2 separate regions of the Mus musculus genome follow, and region 2 is linked to region 1. A link is a loop called in an ENCODE intact Hi-C map of the cell type or tissue named here. Cell type or tissue: heart. All regions are shown on one strand.

Region 1 (4,000 bases):
TCATACTCCAGGCTGTGGAGTGAAGTCTGCTTTAGCAGCTGCCTCCAAACCCTTTTCTTTCTGCTCTCATGGTTTGGGTCGGGTGGCTACCTTTCTTCCTTTATCCCACCCTTCCCCTGAGGGCCTCGTTCTCTCTCCTGCCTGTAAATCATCTTAGAGATACAAAACTATCTATCCTGAGATGAATCCTTTCCTGAAGAAATTTACTTACAGAGATACCATGCTGCTTTGGTCAAAGCCTTCTTTTTCCGTATCTGGAACTGCCCATCTCTCAGGGGCCATTTGAGCATTCCCCACCTATACCTATTGGAAAAGAGAACTCTATGTTCAGAGAGTGCTGGGGAAGCAGTCATACCTCCTTACTTTCTTCTGAACACCCAGAAAGCAGACCAGAGAGGAAGCTGGTGCGCATCCTCCTTTCGGGCTCTACAACACACCTTCCCAGCTCAAATATCTGATCACGATACTGGAGTTTCTAGCAATGGTTTCTGGGCTGTAAAGGGGTGGGGGATGAGAGGCACTCTGCTGTTGTATTTTAGAGAGGTGTATAGGGGGACGCACCAGTCCCCCATCACAGCTCTTTTCATTACACAGCAAGCCATTCTAGCAGGTGATACTCATCTTCCTGTCTTGGCTGTGGTTGAGGAGCCATGGTCTCTGACTAGAGATGGAAAGGGAGACAGAGGGACAGGGGTAGGGAAAAGAAACTGAGTTTTGTTCCATTTATTTTGGAAGACAATCTATTCTTCTCTGGACTATTTATTGTCCTGTCCAGGTCAGAATCAAGGTCATATATAGAATGATCTTGTAGAGTATAAACAATGGGTCCAGGTTCCCACTATCTTTCAGCACCATTGGGCTTCTCTGGTTTGGGAGGGTAAGGGTATGTGGAATGGACTTGCAAGGCCATGCCTCTCGGTTCATCCTGTTAACAGCTACACCGTAGACAGTGTCTGTAGGCGTCAGCATATGTCTTTTGTCCATCTTAAATTAAGTCAGTTATTCTTGTTTTTGTGTTTCTTGGGCATCTCAGCAAAAAAAAATCTTGTGTTTCAGTTGTCACCTGCCTTGACTTAATAAGTCTGTCAATAAGACATTGAATACTGGAAGCTAGGACGCTACAGATAATCCATAACACATCTCTATTTTAAATTCAACACAAAGGGAAACAGATTTCCTTATTCACACATAGCTTTAAAGAAGAGGGATAATTCAGAACGTGTAATAGCACCATGATGAATCATGTTAGCTATTGAAAAGTACAGAAAATGACAGGATTCCCACAGAGGCTGCACCTCTCCAGCATCCTGGGCATGAGCGCACTCAGAAACTAGAAATATCAGTTTAGAATGGATGAAATTCATCTCCAGCAGAGCTGCTCCTGATAACGTGTTTCCCCAGTTCCACAGCCAGAACAAATTAATCCTGCAATAGAACCAAGAAAAACAATGTATCTCATACCTGGTCAAGAGACAGAAATAATGTATCTCATGCCTGGTCAAGAGACAGGAACAATGTATCTCATGCCTGGTCAAGAGACAGAAACAATGTATCTCATACCTGGTCAAGAAACAGGAACAATGTATCTCATGCCTGGTTAAGAAATAGTAACAATGTATCTCATGCCTGGTTAAGAGACAGGAACAATGTATCTCATACCTGGTCAAGAAACAGAAACAATGTATCTCATACCTGGTTAAGAGACAGGAACAATGTATCTCATGCCTGGTTAAGAGACAGGAACAATGTATCTCATGCCTGGTTAAGAGACAGGAACAATGTAGCTCATGCCTGGTTAAGAGACAGGATGACCCACATGCCTGCTCAGGTGAACTGCTGCTTATGCAAATCAGTTTATAACCAAGAAAACTGCATAGCCCTCTGACTGGAAAAACAGTGCAAATGTAGTCAGCTTGGAATTTAGGAAAAGAGAACAAAAACATGCCAGTGTGTCTTATCACTTTCCAAGCTGAAGAGCAGGTTCTGGCTGGTCCAAGCAAGCGTTGCCACTCTGCTGACAGGAACAACCTTATCTTGGAAGTGGAGGCGACCATAGCTGGTGACTCAGTTCCTGGAGATCATCTAGTGCCCTTGACTTTGAGCAGTGAGCAATCTCACTTTCCAAACATGGCTTCTCCTTCAGCTCAGGGGAGAATCTGGGCAGACAGAACATGGCTCTGTTGCCAAAGAGATAATAGAGCCTAGTTCTGTGGTTTATTGTTAATGTAGAGTAAATATAAACTCAAGCCATGGCCATTTGATACAAACAGAATGAGCCACACCAGGTACAAAAGATATAATGTAACAATTTTGTGGTGATCTCTCCCATGTACTTGTGATTTCCTGGTGTCTTCACTCTTAACTCCTAAACTAACAATGCTCACCCACTCTCCACTGTCCCCCATGTAAGCTACATCCCTACATTGCAGTCAGCCCTTTTCAACTCCACCTTCCCAGGCCCCCAAACTCATTCATATCCATAGCTCAGAATGTCTCCTATTTAGATTTTCCTTCTCCCTTCCTCCAAAATCCAAATCTCTTAGGGCAAGGGCCAGCCCACTTTATTCCAGTTAAACTTTTGCCGCCACCCAGCACAGCCGGTTTCTAATATATGCCTAGCATTCTGCGTGCACATTCTGCCTGGCCCTACATCGTCACAGTAGAGTTCTATTAGCATCATCACATCTTTTCCATCTCTCTAGTATGTAAATTTCCAGAAATTTTGGCCGTCTTTAACTCCTTTATCTATCTGTTTTGTCCCTTAAGGCTTTTAAGGGTACAGATTCTCAAGTCTCCCTTCGTCTTATCACACTGATAACAAACCAGACCCAGCATTTCCCTGAACTGGAAAGCTTCCACATTGTGAAAATGTAGCCCTGACTGCAGGCTGCTTGCTGATGGCTCTCTGCCATGTGCTTTTTGGGGAGCAGTAGTTGCTCAGCATCCTAGTTCTTCCCTCCATGGGACACACTGGTATAGTGACTATAGAGATAGGGACTCAGCCCCACTGGGCTGTTGTTCCTGTAAAGCTTAGAGTGAATTAGATTCTCTAAGGCAGGCTTTCTCATCTTTAAAGTTGAGTGTTCAGAGGGTCTTGATGAACATTAAACAAGATCATGTGATATGTCTAATAGGGTGCCCAGCACATGGTAGGTGCTGCATCTGGTGTTAACTGGGATTGACAAGAGGGATTCTAAGTGATCCTTGGTTTAAGTCATCACTGTAAGAGCCCTACAGCAGCAGCCTCAGACAAGGGGAAATTGCATAACACTTTAAGGCTTCTTGGTTTAAAAAAAAATCAAGGAGACATTAAATCAGACCATGACTATCAGCCTTTAGTGATAAGGTAGGATCAAAGATGTTCCTGGCCTAGATGTATGCCCAGGACGAAGAGAAAGAATGGGCAGGCAAAGGGAGCATTTCTCTAGGGAGGAGGAGCGTTCTCTGAGCTGGAGCCCACAGACTGTGCTCACACCTAGGCATCAGTCCAGAAACAACAAGAACACTTTTTCATGAGACTCCGGTGACTTCAAATAAAAGGTGCTGTTTCAACCTGCCCGGCTGTCCTCAGCAGAGGCTGTGAAGCAGGAAGAACAGGGTCCTTTGCTTTCTGCCCAGACTGTCCCAGATGAGCCAGAATCCTCAATCCTGGAAAAACAGTCTGCCAGGTTTAAAGACAATTTCAGCAGGAGAGGAGCCACGACCACGGTGGCCACATGGGTTGTAGAAACTGTGGCAGCCAGCCTTTTCTGGGAGCCTATTACATAAAATGGAGTGTGAATTAGAATGGGGATAGGCTGGGACAGAAGAAAGAACCATATACAAGCATGATTTCAGGCCAAGTCTATCTGTCCCCAAAGCTGACACAGCCAACATGGCCCCAACAGAGATTATAGATCATTACCAGGTTGGTGAAGGTGAGCAGTGGAATCTCAGAGGTGTAAGTCGGGCCCTCGTGTCTTTCCCGGTACCTTTTCGGTTGGCCTCGTTTGGATGCCTT
Region 2 (4,000 bases), 92 kb after region 1:
CATCAGTCCACTCCTGTCTCCTGACTAGAGGCCTCATCTACTCACAGTCAGCAGAACTCAGTCCTCACAGGTCTAATAGTAATCAACAAACTGGGCTGTGACTACCATCCTTTGGGGTTGGGGGAAGAGTCTAAAGTTGCCTTGTGGTTGTCATGGGCTCCAAGCATGTCAGGAATGTAAGGACATAAAGGAAGGGATTGTGCTAGGAGCAATTAAAGGGATGCTCCAGAGATCTGGAACTTCAGGAAGATCTTGTCAGTGTTTATAGCTAGAGAAAACTGTCCTTTCACAGAAGAGGGAAACAAAACAAAAGGCAACAAGCAAGGAAAAACAGAACCTGCAACTCTACAATGAATATATTCACTGAAGTGACACTCAAATAAAAGCTATGCTTGAGCAAGATGAGCATCATCGAATAAACAAGACATTTAAAGCAAATCAAAATAATCTCATGCATAGATGCAGGGAGGGGAGTGGGTGCACCTCTTTGTGCGGCCGGAGAAGCCCTTGGTACGGAAGGCCTTCACTCTCAAGACCATTTAAAATGAGAGGAAGCTCAGAAGGTAAGGACCATTTCTGGGCTAGCGCTGTTGCCCAAGCTGATCAAGTCCACCAGGGCAGTTGCTGGGACTAAGGAGGAAGCACAGTGCCCCAGCAAAATGAACCACAGGCTGGAGGGCGAGGAAAAAGGGAGATTGTGACAAATGAGACACTAAAACAGGTGCTTCAGGAACCTCAGGAAGCAGAATAAACCAGAAAAGATCAAGAGTGAATAGCCCTGCTATCCAGTGGGAAGACTGTTCTAGAGGACAATGAGCTGGAAAGCGGGTTTAAGGTAGTGGTTCATAACCTGTGACTCCACCTTCACAGGGGTCACATATTAGATATTCTGCATATCTGATATTTACATTATGATTCATAACAGTAGCAACATTACAGTTATGAGATAGCAACAATGTTATTTTACCACTGGGAGATTACTACAACATGAAGAACTGTCTTAAAGGGTTGCAGCATTAGGAAGGTTGAGAACCACTGCCCTAAGGGATCTCAATGCTCTGGATGTGTGTGGATTAAAGATGCCCTCTGTAAATTCCCAAGTCCAGCAGAAGAGCACAAAATGCCTTGCAACTGTTAAATCTGAGCAACCTATGGGGTTATTTGCTGTTTATACTGCCAGTAGTTATGAGTTTTCTCATCTATAAAACAGAAATAGGCATAGCATTGTCTCAGTCAAGGTCGGTGTGAGCTTTATAGGGCTTATTGCCAGCAAAAGCAGTGCCTGCAACATTAATAAGTATTCTGTAAACAAGTGTCTAATAATTACAATAATTATTACCATCAACACCTGGAGTCACCTAACTTGTAATATTTAATTTATGAGGGTGACTGCAGGCTAGAGTTGATGAGGTTTTTTTTTTTTTTAGCTTAGGGTTCGGAGGAAGTCTGATCAAAGTCCACTAAGTTTGCATAGACTAGGGGTGTAATAGAATAAATACAGCTTAATACAGCAAACGTGGGAAAATATTTCTTCTGTCTTAAGCCTGTAATCTCGTACTCAGGTGGGGTATCAACACTCAAATATGTTGTTTCTGATTTTCTTCATCTTTTACATTTTATTTATTTATTTTGTGTGGGGGAGGGTAGAGGTTGAAAATGTGAAACTCAGGGGACAGCCCACAGGGGTTTGTCCTCCTCCCACCATGGGGACTTTGATCACGCTTCCCACTGAGCCCTAGGCTGAAAAGAGAACGTGAGAATGCACATGTGCATATGAGGGTTTTCTCCAAGGCCAGAAGAGGGCATTGGATCCCCTGGAGCTGAAATAACAGGAGTTTGTAGTATGCTTGGCTTCTTACGTGGGGGCTGGGATCTGAGCTCCTGTTCTCATGATTGCACGACAAGCCGTCTTTGCCACTGACCCATCTCTCCAGCTCTCTGAGTTTAGTTTTTGAGTTTGTTTGTTTGTTTGTTTGTTTGTTTACTTGAGACAGGCCCATACTCTTTCTGCGGTGGGTGCATTAATTAACATGTTCTTGCTCTGTATCTTAACAAATAAGTAATTTGCTGATACGGGCTTATCTGGGAGTTGCTGAGATATTCAATTTCTTTTACAGAGTAAAAGCCACTCTGTGGAAGGGAAGACACAGTTTGATTCAGAATGTAAAATAGTAACCCATTTGAGGGTATAGCCTTTGGCTCTCCTTGTAAGCAATGAATGGTTTTGGTGCTAGAGCTATGGTCAGTTAAGCCCTAAGATGAGTTCATGTAGAACTGTGTGGTCTGGCCTTCTCACAGTCCAGATCAGAGCTTCCCTATGAAGATAAAAACGTCTCTCATCTTCACAGTAAGCGCTCGGCAAATACCTGGCCGTACATCGTTGAGAGGCTGAAATATATTCCTTTGCATTCTATGCAGAATAAACAGAGCAATGCATGCTGATAAGGACTTGCTCTGGGGCCTGGCAGCAGGAATGCAGAGAGGGCAGTGTGCCAAATCATTATGTCAAGTCCAAGGATGCTACATGCAGCAGGGGGGGGGGAGGTAGGGCTTCCACTCCAGCTGCCCACAGGCTTTTCGGGAAGCTGGTCCTTTCCCCTGCCCACCAGGGTCTGCCTGTGTGAACATCGCATGGCAGGACAGTGATAGGACAGCTGAAGCTGGCTCTCTGACACTACATGAAAATGACAAGCCAGACTCCTAAGGGAAAGACTTTGGTCAGCAGTCACAGCTCTCAATGTTCCTTAGATAGTTAGCAGACATTGGTTCTGACAGGTGGGTTATTTTAATGGTGGTGTGCATCTCGCACCCTTTGGCACTCAAGTACCTCGTATTTACTCCATGTAACAGTTAACGTCTTAGGGAAAAAATTTCAATGGCCAGTTATTCACAGAGTATGCTCCAGGAATACTAAGGTATTTAGAATCGGAGTGACCGGAACATGAAGGGGTTGGAAGATGTTTTAGGGAGTGTGAGTCACAGATTAACTTGAACAAAACTCATTGGTTTGTGCATGTTTTGTGTTTATACTGTGGATTTCATATCTATTATGTGTCTGCCCCGTGAGTGTGAGTCTGTTACGTGAGTGTTTGTTACTGGTGTTGTCTTCTGCTTTACAGATATAAATGGGAAACCTTAGCTCCGTGGACTTCTCAGATGTGCTTCTTAAGCTGCATTTTCATTTGCTGCATTAAAAAAAGAAAAAAAAAAGTGCTTTTAGACCTGATGGAACAATTGCTTACATCTATCTTTGGTCCGTGTCAATAAAGTGCACATAGTTCCCTATGAAGCCTGTAGCCGACTTGAAAAGTATTCATCTGGAAACTAAGTAGACCTTGATGTAAATAACACGGTGGAATGCTAGTTCCTTAGGCCGTGTTCCGAGAGAAACGTGGCCCTAGTGATAGGCATAGCGCACAGACATTGGCAGGCATTGGCTCTTTACACAAAGCAAATTATAGACAAGATCATTTGAGAAACTCCCCATTCAGAAGTGGTCTCTGTTTTCATTTGTGTTTGAATTCTTTCTCATAACTGTAATTCGGGCATTGCACAATAGTTCCTAAAACCCCCAAGGCTCCTCAAGTTCATGTCCAGCTTGCCAGTCCTGTTCACAACAAGCCCAGTGCCTTGATTCCCTCTCCTGACTCATCTCACGCTGCAGGCACTTGCAGTTTTATTTCCAGCCTTTCTAATCTCCCAGCAACACCCAAGGAAGCAATGATAAACAGAGGCAGCCAAGACCGCTCTGCCAAGTACCTCCACCCTGTGTCTATCTCTCCCCATTAAACTAACTTTGTGATTCTAAATCTGGCTCAGCAACCCATTGCTAACATTTTTTTTATAAGCTAATGGAAATTTCATTAACTCTAACACCAAAACCAGCTTTGCTTTTAACCCAAACACATTAATTATAACTATTTTTAAAGACCATTTCAAACTGATCAGAAACTTGATGCAGCTGATAAACTAGGAATGAACAAGAGAATGAATTCCACTT

The links. A loop is a pair of places that touch in the nucleus more often than their neighbours do. Peaks named below come from ENCODE experiments on the same cell type or tissue, not always from the same donor. Only the 100,000 strongest peaks of a DNase experiment are listed, where the experiment ranks them.
Region 2: it touches region 1 in a loop (1.8-fold over the local background); 6 of 42 quality-filtered maps call a loop at or near these places.

What each region holds. Positions count from the first base shown.
Region 1 is chr12:70,647,930-70,651,929 of GRCm38, reverse strand. It overlaps Gm24474 (a long non-coding RNA gene), which reads right to left and starts at 2,181. Exons shown (of 2, transcript XR_381651.4): 1 at 1,693-2,181; 2 at 1,223-1,425. In heart, no CTCF peak of the experiment used is centred here; DNase peaks (open chromatin) are centred at 2,059, 2,929 and 3,659; H3K27ac peaks cover 1,295 bases.
Region 2 is chr12:70,555,566-70,559,565 of GRCm38, reverse strand. No RefSeq gene overlaps it. Among named protein-coding and RNA genes, the nearest start is that of Gm32219, 22 kb to the right of the region's middle. In heart, a CTCF peak has its summit at 1,784 (motif pointing right); a DNase peak (open chromatin) is centred at 3,675; H3K27ac peaks cover 1,048 bases.